4 separate regions of the Homo sapiens genome follow, and regions 2, 3 and 4 are each linked to region 1. A link is a contact called in ENCODE Hi-C data. All regions are on one chromosome and are shown on one strand. Each heading gives the region's core, a stretch centred on a gene start or an enhancer-like site at or near the end of the contact. The rest is flanking DNA. Distances are from core to core; before and after follow the strand shown.

Evidence for each region. Hi-C counts contacts between places; a loop is a spot of excess contacts on that map. Pooled maps may share reads with other maps.
Region 2: a loop to region 1 is called in a map with no recorded cell type, with 7 times the contacts of the local background. The contact joins two enhancer-like sites. A Hi-C loop is called at or near these places in 3 of 37 single-sample maps with no recorded cell type and 3 of 50 pooled maps.
Region 3: a loop to region 1 is called in a pooled map, with 5 times the contacts of the local background. The contact joins two enhancer-like sites. A Hi-C loop is called at or near these places in 1 of 168 maps with a recorded cell type or tissue (transverse colon), 3 of 37 single-sample maps with no recorded cell type and 4 of 50 pooled maps.
Region 4: a loop to region 1 is called in a pooled map, with 8 times the contacts of the local background. The contact joins the promoter of CYP2R1 here to the enhancer-like site in region 1. A Hi-C loop is called at or near these places in 2 of 37 single-sample maps with no recorded cell type and 6 of 50 pooled maps.

Annotation. Positions count from the first base shown.
Region 1 is chr11:16,900,627-16,903,756 of GRCh38, reverse strand. All of the region lies in intron 3 of PLEKHA7 (pleckstrin homology domain containing A7), which reads left to right. Among named protein-coding and RNA genes, the nearest start is that of SNORD147, 24 kb to the left of the region's middle. Within about 2 kb of position 1,481, at least 7 of the 41 ENCODE cell types and tissues checked have a DNase peak (open chromatin) inside an H3K27ac peak, as active enhancers do.
Region 2 is chr11:14,318,709-14,321,838 of GRCh38, reverse strand. All of the region lies in intron 1 of RRAS2 (RAS related 2), which reads left to right. Among named protein-coding and RNA genes, the nearest start is that of RRAS2, 39 kb to the left of the region's middle. Within about 2 kb of position 1,703, at least 2 of the 41 ENCODE cell types and tissues checked have a DNase peak (open chromatin) inside an H3K27ac peak, as active enhancers do.
Region 3 is chr11:19,431,265-19,434,394 of GRCh38, reverse strand. It overlaps a transcript of NAV2 not described here. Among named protein-coding and RNA genes, the nearest start is that of NAV2-AS5, 74 kb to the left of the region's middle. RefSeq lists a silencer at 1,807-2,007. Within about 2 kb of position 1,619, at least 5 of the 41 ENCODE cell types and tissues checked have a DNase peak (open chromatin) inside an H3K27ac peak, as active enhancers do.
Region 4 is chr11:14,890,516-14,893,645 of GRCh38, reverse strand. CYP2R1 (cytochrome P450 family 2 subfamily R member 1) reads left to right here and starts at 1,415. Exons shown (of 5, transcript NM_024514.5): 1 at 1,415-1,665. The coding sequence starts at 1,441. It also overlaps a transcript of PDE3B not described here. RefSeq lists a silencer at 1,668-1,907.

The DNA of each region.
Region 1 (3,130 bases), core at 232-2,731:
ATTTCTTTGAAAGATGTCTCTATTTCTGCCTGGAGGACTCTGTAATTTGGACGTTGTGAGAAGAGCCTATCTTTATTTTGAATTTGGAACCATTGACTCCCCTTTCTTTATGCTGTGAGTTATTTATATGCCAAGAAGCACAGTGGAGGCCTTTTCACCTTCTCATGACTTTAAGAAATACAGGAAAACAGCATTCTCTACAATCCATAATCCCTGAGTGTTGGCAACAAAAAAATGAAAGATATTCTAATGTAGGCGTCTGTGCAATGGTGATGGGTTATGGATGGTCAATGAGAACCTTGGCTGCCAGTCCTGGGAACTGATCTCAGCCTTCCCTGGGACCCTCTGGATGAGGGGATCCTCATTCACCTAACTGAGCAAACATCCCAAACATGCTCTGTTTGCCCATTTATTCATTCCATTCATTAATGTACTCATTGATTCCATTTGGTTCACTTCAGCTACTGATCACCTAATGTTATATGCCAGGCCGTGTGCATGGCTGTAATTATAGAGCTGTGACTAAGACCTTCCTTCCTTCCTGTTCAGTCAGGGTTCAGTAGCAGTAGTGAGAAGTTATTCTCGCTTTTCTAAACAGAAATGGATTTAATACAGTGAACTAGGTGTTTACATCATGATTGGAAGGGTGCAGGAGTAGGCTCTAGGCTGACCTTTGGCAATGATAACTAAAACAAGACTGTGAAAATGGCCCATAAGTAATTGTTTTCATTTTCCTTTTAATTCAACTCTTTTGAGCTCCCCTTGCCCTTTGCTCCCAACTTCTCTGTCCCAGATCTTAGGCTCTCTCCTTATGGGAAGAGCTGTTTCAAAGCATTTATGGATTGTAAAGTGTGAATAAGGGTGTTGTTAATAATAACTGTCACTTGCTGACTGTTTATTGTGTGCCCAGCTGTCTGCTAAGTCCTTTACCTGTGTTATTTCAATCCTCACATCTGTTGGGTAGTTAATATTATCTCTACATTGCAGAGAAGGAACCTGAAGCTAATAAAAGTTAAATGACTTGCCTAGGATAATTCAGCTAATAAGTAACATTTGAATTCAGGGAGTGTCTCTGTCCAGAGGTACTTGCAGTTTAAAAGACAAGCTGGGCCAAAGAAGATACACAAATGACCAATAAGCAAATGAAAAGATGCTCAGCATCATTAGCCATCAAGGAAATGCAAAACAAAACCGTAATGAAATACTACTTTACACACCCTAGGATGTTTATATTAAAAAGGACAGATACTTTAGAAGTGCTGGTGAGGGCGTAGAGAAGTGGGAACACTGATGCACTGCTGGTAGAAGTGTAAAATGGTGGAGCCACCTTGGAAGCCAGCTGCACGTTCTCAAAAGGTTAAACGTAAAGTTACCATATGAGTCATGAATTCCATTCCTAGGTATATACCCAAGAGAAGTGAAACCATGTCCACCTACACAAAAACTTGTACGCAATTCATAGCTACATGATTCATAATATCCTCAAAGTGAAAACCCAAAGTCCGTCAACTGATGGGTGGATAAATAAAATGTGGTGTGTCTATATAATGGAATATTATCTGGCCATAGGAAGGAATGAAGTACTGGTACATGCTACAACAAGAACGCAACAATGAACCTTGTAAACATTATGCTAAATGAAAGATGCCAGTCACAAAAGATGACCTAGTGTCTAAGCCTATTTATATGGAATGTCCAGAATAGGGAAATCCAGAGAGATAGAAAGTGGATTTATGGCTGCCTAGGGCTGGAGCTGGGGTGATCGCTAGAGAGTATGGGACTTCCATTTAGGGCAATGAAATGTTTTAAATTTGATTGGGGTGATGATCGTATAACTCTCAGTATACTAAAAGCCATTGCATTGTATACTTTATTTTTATTATATTTTGAGACAAGGTCTGGCTCTTCTGCCTAGGCCGGAGTGCACTGTGTGATTTCCACTCACTGCAACCTCCACCTCCTGGGTCAAACCATCCTCCCACCTCAGCCTCTTGAGTAGCTGAGACTATAGGCGTGCACCACCATACCCAGCTAATTTTTTTGTATTTTTTGTAGAGATGGGGTTTTGCTATGTTGTCCAGGCTGGGCTTGAACTCATGAGCTCAAGCTATCTTCCGGCCTTGGCCTCCCAAAATGCTGGGATTACAGGCGTGAGCCACCATGCCCAGCTACACTGTACACTTTAAGTGAATTGTTTGACATGTGAATTCTATCTCAATAAAGCTGTTCCTTCCCACCCCCGAAAAAAGAGAAAAGACATATTGGGAAGGATAATGCTTACCTAAATAAATGAGTTGCTAGTGGTGGAATTTAGAGGAGAAAGGATAAACCCCCATGCAGTTTTCTCAAACTTTTGGCTTATATTAGTTTGTCTTCACTATAGTAAAGTGAAAAAATGGATTTAATTTAGCACAAAATTAAATATTGAGCTCTCAGCCTATTGTCTGGCTGGTGAGCCTAGAGCTGATTTATTTTTTCTTCAGCTCTCTGCTTTCCTAGACAGCTTTTTTCCATTTTTCTCTAAGGAGTATATATTATTTTTTATAAGTAGGGAACCAAAAATGTTTCATAAAATATGTATCCCATTGGGTCATACAAAAAGAACATCATGGCTGGGTGCAGTGGCTCATGCCTGTAATCCCAGCACTTCGGGAGGTCGAGGCAGGCGGATCACCTGAGGTCAGGAGTTCGAGACCAGCCTGGCCAACATGGGGTGAAACCCTGTCTCTACTAAAAATAAAAAAATTAGCTGGCTGTGGTGGCGGGCGCCTATAATCCCAGCTACTAGGGAGGCTGAGCAGGAGAATCATTTGAACCTGGGAGGTGGAGGTTACAATGAGCTGAGATCGCGCCACTGCACTCCAGCCTGGGTGACAGTGAGACTCTGTCTCAAAAAAAAAAAAAAATAAAAAATCATGACTTCCACATGTTATGCCACTTGAGGTAGTTAGAGATTTTCTGTCCTAGAAAAAAGATTTTTTGGGGGAAAAAAGTGAGAGATCTCATGAGTGTTTGTCCATGAACTGAACTGATGTTGGAATTGAGCCATTCCTCAAAGCCTCCTCCCTTTCATCCTCTCATTTCTTTCTTGCCCTTTGAGTTTGTTCAAGGACCACCCAGTTGTTAATGA
Region 2 (3,130 bases), core at 454-2,953, 2.6 Mb after region 1:
TTTAAATGCATTATTGGGTTCAAAAAAACCAAACACATTTTCAAATGTTGTCTTCACCTCACTCAAACAAGGGTGAGCTTAAATGGAAGCAGGGGAGCATTTAGTGATAAAAACACAGAACAGGCAAAATTTCAGAAATGGGTCAGACTTTCAATTAGAGACTGAATTTTCAGCCAGCAACAAGCCAGGGATAGTGGAAAGGGAGCTAAATCTGGTATTTCCTTTATTAAGAAGGATCCATCCAACCTGGCTAGAAGTGATCATAGGTAGGCTAAAGTGGTCTTAATAGGTAAACAGCTTCCCTGCTCTCCCCACTCCCACTTGCTCCTGGATGATCAAACACAAAACACAAGACATGGCAAAAATAATAACAAATGTAGCCCCCAACCCCCAACCCCTATACAAGAACTTCAGAAGTTTTGACAATTTTTGATCATTCTTTTAAGTGAGTATAAAGAATGAGGGACTTTCGTGCCATCCTTGTAGAGTTAGTTCCCTTCCCTGTCCCACCACCATTTCACCAAGGGAAATTTATTGAGAACACCTAAAATTTGCTGTTGACTAGTCATGTTAGGGGAAGGAGGAATGGTATAGACATAAGATTTTAAAATATTGACGTGCGTCGTGTGTTTACTTATTTGCAATCTTTTTTTTTTTTTTGAGATGGAGTCTTGGTCTGTTGTCTAGGGTGGAGTGCACTGGCCGATCTCGGCTCACTGCAACCTCTGCCTCCCAGGTTCAAGTGATTCTCCTGCCTCAGCCTCCCAAGTAGCTGGGATTACAGGCGCCTGCCACCACACCCAGCTAATTGTTGTATTTTTAGTAGAGACGGGGTTTACCATGTTGGCCAGGCTGGTCTCGAACTCCTGACCTCAGGAGATCAGCCCACCTCAGCCTCCCAAAGTGCTGGGATTATAGGCGTGAGCCACTATGCCCAGCCATTTGCAACCATTTTTTTAAATTGTTGTGTTAAGTTACTATAAAAATTAACATTTTTATAGTTTTCCCACATTTTACTGCATACTACTTTATATGACTTTATGATTGTTAGGTTCTTAAACAATGAATTTTGACTTAAGTTCTTTTATATTTTTATTTTTACCAATCCATCCTATTTAAAATAAATTAATAGTATGTTTAATATCTTTCAGAAAAGTTCTTTCCCTGTGCTTTAATTTTAACCAGTTTTAGCTAATGTTTTTGCACAACCTTTTCTAAAAGCAACAAATAATTGATTAAGGGGAATCTGGGCTAAGCTGAAGCTTAACTCTGAAAGCTGTGTTAATGAGTTTCCATAGGAAAAACTGTCTACTGCTTTTATTTTGTTTATAGATTGAAATTAGCTAAATGAAAGAATAAGTAAATGAGAGCTGCTTAAATTAAGACATCCATTAAAATTTTTTGTCTTGATTACTTTCCCGTCTCAGAGTCAATTGATCTGGCTTTTGGTACTGAGCACATGACTCTAGACAAGCATGCAGTCATTCTAGGCATACTGCTATTTGAAAAAACAGCTTTAAAAAGATGTTAGAACCTGGGAAAAAATATCTTGCTCTCTTGTGGTTTCACAGGATGCCAAAGGTTTAGTTGCTTGTATGTTTCACTCAATTGCTTTCTGTTCAATGAATAAAATCAGCACCGTGCATTAGAACTTTGCAGACTCACTGCAAAGGAAATAGCAGGAGGTAAAGTGACCTCAAATGAATGTGGCTTTTTTTGTGGGGTGCGGTGGGTGGGCAGTGCTACAACTTAATAAACAAATTGAGTTTTGCAGGAAGAAAACCTTTAACCCATCTTTATACTCTCTCATGGTGACATTTTTCTTCTGCTATCATTCCCATTCTTTAAACATTTTTACAATGATTAGTTCATTTTAAACATGTAACATAGCTACAGTTGAGTTGTTTAGTTGTTTTATAACGTATATGTTTTTCGAGTCCATCAGTAAACTGGAATTATAATCTTATTTTTGTTGTTTTGATCACACAACTTTTCTGCGCTCTGAAAAATACAACTGATACTTACTTCTCTTCACCAAAAGTCTTTTAGGTAGGTTTATCACCTTTTATCAGTTGAGTGAGTAAGATATTTTGAAAATATTTTACAGGGGAAGTAGCAGAAATTCTCCATCATGTATGGTAAACTTGCAGTTATCTGTGCTCTTAGAAGACAGAGGGAACCGGCCGGGCGCGGTGGCTCACGCCTGTAATCCCAGCACTTTGGGAGGCTGAGGCGGGTGGATCATGAGGTCAGGAGATCGAGACCATCCTGGCTAACAAGGTGAAACCCCGTCTCTACTAAAAATACAAAAAATTAGCCGGGCGCGGTGGCGGGCGCCTGTAGTCCCAGCTACTCGGGAGGCTGAGGCAGGAGAATGGCGTGAACCCGGGAAGTGGAGCTTGCACTGAGCCGAGATTGCGCCACTGCAGTCCGCAGTCCGGCCTGGGCGACAGAGCGAGACTCCGTCTCAAAAAAAAAAAAAAAAAAAAAAAAGACAGAGGGAACCTGAATAGTTAATATAATTTTTATTGTAGTACAGGTTTTACTCACATACCTTGGGAAAAGCTTCTTTTCCTGCTTGGCATTATTGCCAAATGTCAGGATTGACGGAGGTGTATGGGGAGATGGATTTGAGAAAATCTGGACATGTTACTCCATGAATCTAGAGAAAGCAGGGGCAATACATTTATTTTTGTTTTCTGAAGGTAGCTCTCATTGTAATGATGTAATTTGGGGCACAGAATTGAGCCAGACTGCTGGGAATCAATTTCTGCTCCATGCTTACTAGCCTCGTGACTGGGCAAGTTACTTAAAGTCTTTCCTCACCTGTATGATGGAGACGATAATAAGACCACCTACTTCATGGACTGTGAGGTTTCAATGAATTAATATGGTAAAGCACTTAGTGCCTGACACATAGTAAATGATAGCTGTATTGTTGCCAAGTCAGTAAGTGTGAGTCAAAGTATACAGATATGTTTCCCTGAAGGAATTTGAAGTTTAATACTTAAGTTTTGTAAAAGTCTGATTTATATTTACTTTTCAATAGTCCAAAGTGGGGACTGAAAGAATGTACAAAATGTCCGTGTTTGGGTTATCTTTCCTAAACACTCTGCCTTCCTCAGGAAAC
Region 3 (3,130 bases), core at 370-2,869, 2.5 Mb before region 1:
TGAATTCTGCTTTTAAAAATGCTTCAGTTCTCCATCACCTAATCACACAGAAATGAACCCCAGTGCCACTTTCTCCCTCCAGGGACCAAGATGCCTTAATATCTTTAATATGTACCTCATCAGCCACTGAGCATCTACTGTGTGTAAAATCTGATGCCTTGGTCCAATTTCATGGATAAATTTGTAGTATCCATCTCTTGAGACACATGGAAAACCACATCTTCTGTTTCTTATAACAGACTGCTGGTGTTCACCAATATCCATGTTCTCCTCTTTTTTTTTTTTGGCTCATTTTCCACTCTCCTTTCATCCAACAGAGGCCATGTGATTTGTTTGCACCAATGGAGTGTGTGCAAAATAGTCATTACTTCCAAGCCTGGCACCTACACTTCCTGCATGATACTTCTTGCTCTCTCTTCCTTTGCCTATTGGCCAGATGCTGAAGTGTTAAGCCATTGCGATTTTGAGGCTCATCTCTTACAGCAGCCAGCATTATTTACTCTAATACATTTCTATTTTTTGAGACTTTTCTCTAATACAGATTTTATTTGTGCATATAATACTTTAAACATTCAATTGGATGTGAGATCTTTTGAAAAGCAATGATCTGCCTTTGAATTGGGGGAAATACAATTTGCCAACAGTGGTCACAACTGCAAGAAGTTAATATAAAGGCCCCAGTTAGCTTCAGGGGCCTAATCAGAGACTCCCCATGGAGCTAACATTCTTCAACAAGCAAGCCTGTTGCTGGCTCACAAAATGCTTGGTCCATACCACCGCCTTTCAGTTGAGCAGATGGGGGTTTTGATGTAAATTGTGCTGGCATTTGCTGCTCTGAAAATAGATTTGTTTTTGCCTCCTTCCAAATTCAGTCCTAAAAAGCAATAGTCAACAAGTTTCATTTCCTCCTTTTAGGCAGGTCAGCAGGACCAGATATCTGTTTGCTATTAAAAGGCACAAAATAAAGCCAAGGATCTCATGCTTGCGGGGCACCTTGGGCTTTACCTTGTTGGTGCCCCATCAAATGCAGAAATTTCCTCTAGAGAATTCCAGGTAGAGCATCCTGTTCTGCTTGCCCTCTTTGATGGGGAGCTCACCACTTAATGAAGTAACACATTCTAGTGTTAAAGAGTACTTCCAGTTAGAAAGCTGAAACTGACCTCCACAAACATTCCATTTTTCAGTCCTGTATCTGCCCTTTAGAGGCATCCTCTCAAAATATAGTGCCATCTCTACATATTGACCCTTCAGGCATTTGAAGACAGAATTGAAGTCTGAACTCTTATCTTTTCCTTGTCTCTGCCCCAAAGTCCTCTATACAGCATAACTCCCAGGACTCTTCCTCAGAACATACTCCAGCTTGTCAATGTCCAGTGAAAACTGAAGTGACAGGAGCTGGCCACAGTTTGAGCAATATGGAAAGGAATGGGGTTAACATCAGTGCCTTCAGGACACTGTGGTTCTGGGTGAGCTGGACTCTTGTGTTTGGGTTTGAGGCATTTTGAAAAGTAAGAATTGCCTCAGAGGACAGCAGCAGCTCTCCTCAGCTGCGGTAAGAGTTATTGGGGAGATTCAAATGAGGGTAAAGAACACAAGAACCTGGGCCTCACAGAAACCCTGGAATGGATTAGTACTGGAACATGCTTTGAAACCTGCAGGGAAATCTAGAATTCAGTGCAGTCTCCACTACAGGGACACCCTAGCTGTACCTTGGGGGCCCCAGCTCCTTCCTGGTTGACTTCTGCTGCTCTCCATACCACCCACTCCCCCACTGCCTCGCTCTCCATGCTCCATGTCTTCTCAGTGGCTGCTTCATCCTGGCTTTCACCTCCTCACTGTCCATGACGCCTTTTGGCTTCTGCCTGCCTTCTTGTGAGTGTGCCATTTGTGGTTTTTTTCCCAACATACTCTCTATGACTTAAATTCAACACTTCCACAGGGAGAGAATATGATCTTTTCCCTTAATCACCACCAACTCAGTCATGAAATGTTTTAGCTGCAGTTTGTCCTAGCAGCTGCTGATCAGCCTATGGGTTAGTTCAAATGCTCTCCCCTAATCAATAAACATCAATTAACAATGATGACAGGGGTGGGCCACAGGAGAGGAAAGTGGCAATTTCTACAGAAGGATTCTGGGTTTTCATCACATTCACAGAATGTGAATTCAAGCTTATCAATGCTTTTTTTTTTTTTTTTTGGTCGGAGTTTTGCTCTTGTTGCCCAGGCTGGAGTGCAGTGGTGCAATCTCAGCTCACTGCAACATCCACTTCCCGGGTTCAAGTGATTCTCTTGCCTCAGCTTCCCAAGTAGCTGGGATTACAGGCCTGTGCCACCACACACAGCTAATTTTTGTATTTTTAATACAGACAGGGTTTCATCCTGTTGGCCAGGCTGGTCTCGAACTCCTGACCTCAGGTGATCGGCCAGCCTTGGCCTCCCAAAGTGCTGGGATTACAGGCATGAGCCACCGCACCCAGTCTTATCAATACTTTCGACAACCAGATCACACTATGATGTATGTTGGAAAATGTGATGTGTGTTATGGCAAAATCCAAAAGCTGTGTTTTTCCTAGCTGCTGCTAAGCCAGCACTCTCTACCTTGCACCTATATGTGCAAATCTTGGCTTACTATATTTCATCTTGATAGACTCTACAGAAGGTCCCAGTCCTGCAAATTTGCTCTTAATCTAAATTCTATCTTCCGACACCAGGCATTTGTTTGTTTGTTTGTTACTCTCTGCTCTGTAAATTCCAAAGGTTCCTTACAGCCCTATCAGAACCACAAGGAGAGGAAGGAGACCAAGAAGGATGGGGTCAGCACCCAGCCCCAACCTCACTTTGGCCAGAAAAACTGTTCTAGTGCAACAGAATTCCAGGTAAGAGTTTCTTGGAACAATATTTTCTGAAACAGAAATAAAATTTGAAAACCATGGAGGCAGGGTCTTTTTGTGGCTTCTGTGCTCAGTGGTTGGTCTCATTTCTCAGCATAGCATGCTTGCCCACCCCCAGGACCTCCTCCTGCGGCACACTAAGATGGGTACACTGCAGTGCCCTGTCACACTTCCAGCTTCAGCAGTCGTTAAACGCAGCAAAGAACTAGAAGAATGACTGCTTACCTTCGCTTACCTTC
Region 4 (3,130 bases), core at 166-2,665, 2.0 Mb after region 1:
CCTTGAAGAGGAAGGAATGGGGACGAAAGCCAAGGAATGTGGGCAGCCTCTAGAAGCTGAAAAAGACAAGGAAATAGAATCTCTCCTACAGTCTCTAGAAAGAATGAAGCCCCACTAACACCTCTCTGTCAGCCCTGGAAGACTCATTTTGGACTTCTCACCTCAAGAATTGTAAGAAAATAAATTTGTGTGGTTTTAAGCCATCAGATTGGTGGTAATTTATTACAACAGTAGTAGGAAACAAATACACTTCTTTAGCAGTTGATCTCAGCTCCAATGTCATCTTCCTAATAAGACTTTCCTTGACAGCCCTTGCCTGCTAAAGTATCTCCCCAACCACCAGGCGTTTTCTATAACGCACTTTTTGTTTGCTTCTGATTATTGAAAATTATTGTATTTCCATGTCATTGCTCTTCCCTCTCATAAGAATGTAAGTTATAGAAAGGACTTTGTTGCTCTTATTCACCTATGTATCTCCATTGCTTAGGACATGGGAACATAGTAGACATTCAATAAATATTTGTTGTGTGAATGAGTCGTAAGCTAATGAGGACCATAAAACTCATGCCACTGCTAAATCACAATTAGAGGGCAGCTGTTAGAAGAGTCCCAAACCCAGTAAGTCCTGTATTGCAAGGAACTGCCCAATAGAAAACAGGAATAAAAACAATTAGCAAGAATAATATGAAATCAGTTGCTTAATTCCAGGCAGTGGAGGCAGAAATCTTGAATAGTAAATACTCTCCGTGAACAAGTGCAGACAAGAGTCCCGTGATTGCCAATAAGTAATCAGTTTGGAAAGACCAGAGAGGGGTCAAATATAGGTAAACTGAGTTAATCACATAAACTGCTCAATCATCACAATTATTAAAAGATCACACACAAAAATACATTAACAGGAGAAAAATAGTAAAACAGGACAAAACAGTAAAATTACTTTCTTTTACTACTGATGGGTCAATTTTCTACTGGAAATTCTGAAAAGTATCAGGTTCAGCTAAAGACTGCAGTGTTGATCATCTCTCCAGTTTTCCTAGTGTGAAATGAAATAAGCAGACCTGGTACTTAAAAAGACACTTTAAGAAAGGTCTGGCCCCAGAGAGGCAGGATCCGCCTAGCCCAGTGAGTGAGGCCGTCCTGACACCTCGTCAATGCCCTTGTGTCAACATTCTAGAAAACGGACTCCTGGCTCATTGCTCCGCCTAGAGCCGCGCCACCTCCAAAGGGTAGCACCGGCCACCCGCTCCGCAAAGTCCACTCTCAGCCGCGCAAAACTAGAAGGTAGTTGTCCCGAAGGGGCCTGAGCGCTCACTCAGTCAGCCAATGGCCACGGAGCTAGGGCGGGACCTGAGGGTATCCTGCCAATGGGAGTATGGCAGGGCTGGAGGGAGTGCCTGGGTCTCAGGGCTGCTGTGGAGTTCGCACCTCCAGCTCGGGCCGATGTGGAAGCTTTGGAGAGCTGAAGAGGGCGCGGCGGCGCTCGGCGGCGCGCTCTTCCTGCTGCTCTTCGCGCTAGGGGTCCGCCAGCTGCTGAAGCAGAGGCGGCCGATGGGCTTCCCCCCGGGGCCGCCGGGGCTGCCATTTATCGGCAACATCTATTCCCTGGCAGCCTCATCCGAGCTTCCCCATGTCTACATGAGAAAGCAGAGCCAGGTGTACGGAGAGGTACAGCCCCGACGGGCCCCGGGCAGGGAGGGCCGCCAGGCTGGCCCGGGCTGGCCAGGGCCTTCCTGGTTGGACTTATGGCCGCCCCTGGGCCGACTAGTCGGGACCTCTCCGTGTGCCGGCTGCCCTTTGAGGGACACCCGCTTCCCGGGTCTGGAAGGGAGAAGTCCTCGACGCCGTGCCCCCTTGCAGGGGGAGCCCCGCCCCTGCCGGTGACCCACTCCGGGCCGAGGCTCCGAGGCGATCCAGTCCTGATTTTCCCGCTACCGCTCGAGCTCTTGCTCCTGCGCCTGCGCCGTTTGGCTCGCCAGCCGCGCCGCCACTTCAGGTCCAGGGTGGACGCATGCCCTCAGGTGCGGGCGTCTTGCGAGTCGGCCTCGCAGCTCTGTGGAAGCTGCACGCGGCTTGTCGGAAAATCAAGGCGTTCTGAGTTCTAGATGGTTAATAGCAGGTTCTTCGGTGTCTGCAGTCGACGAACGACTGGTGTAGGCGTTTGCTGTGAGAATGGAGAATGCAGGGGAACGCCCCTGACTGAGAAGCGGGCCCTGGGAAACGATTGTGAACGCGTGAATGAATTGATGACTAAAATCCGCTGCGGGGGTCCTACAGCGCAGATGGTAATGCCGTTCTGACTGGCTGGGAACGGCACCTTAGCAGATACTTAAAAGGCGCCTTCTGTGTGCCACTGTCACTGCCAACTTGGTGACTCATTTAAAACTCATAACCAGCCGGTGAGGTCGGTACTTCGCTCCTCCTCATTCTGCGGAGGGGAAAGCAGCACGGAAATGCCCTGTGACTGGCAGCGGAAAAGGCGACCACCGCTTGTGTGTGGGTGTCCCGACGTCCGGAGGGGGCAGGAGTTTCCACGGGTCCTGGGACAGAGCTCACCTGTTTTGTTTTGAATTACACTTATTTATATGCAACTACAGGCCTGACGCTAGCGGTGAAGAAGGCAGATACAGCCTTTTAAGGAGTTGGCAGATGAGTGGGAGAGAGAAAACTAATCTCATTATCGGCCACAGGCTGTGGTCAGTGTTTTGAAGGAAAAGTACAGGGATGTTTGGCAACTGTGGTATTTCAGGTTTGACCTTAAATCCTTACTTAAACCAATTTTTACAAGGATTGGTCTAGGTGCCCGGGCGCGGTGGCTCACGCCTATAATCCCAGCACTTTAGGAGGCCGAGGCGGGCGGATCACGAAATCAGGAGATCGAGACCGTCGTGGCTAACACGGTGAAACCCCATCTCTACTAAAAGAATACAAAAAATTAGCCGGGCGTGGTGGCGGGCACCTGTAGTCCCAGCTATTCGGGAGGCTGAGGCAGGAGAATGGCGTGAACCCGGGAGGCGGAGCTTTCAGTGAGCCGAGATCGCGCCACTGCACTCCAGCCTGGGCAACAGAGCCAGACTCCGTCTCAAAAAAAAAAAAAAAAAAAAAAAAAAAGAATTGGTCTAGGTTTCTAGAA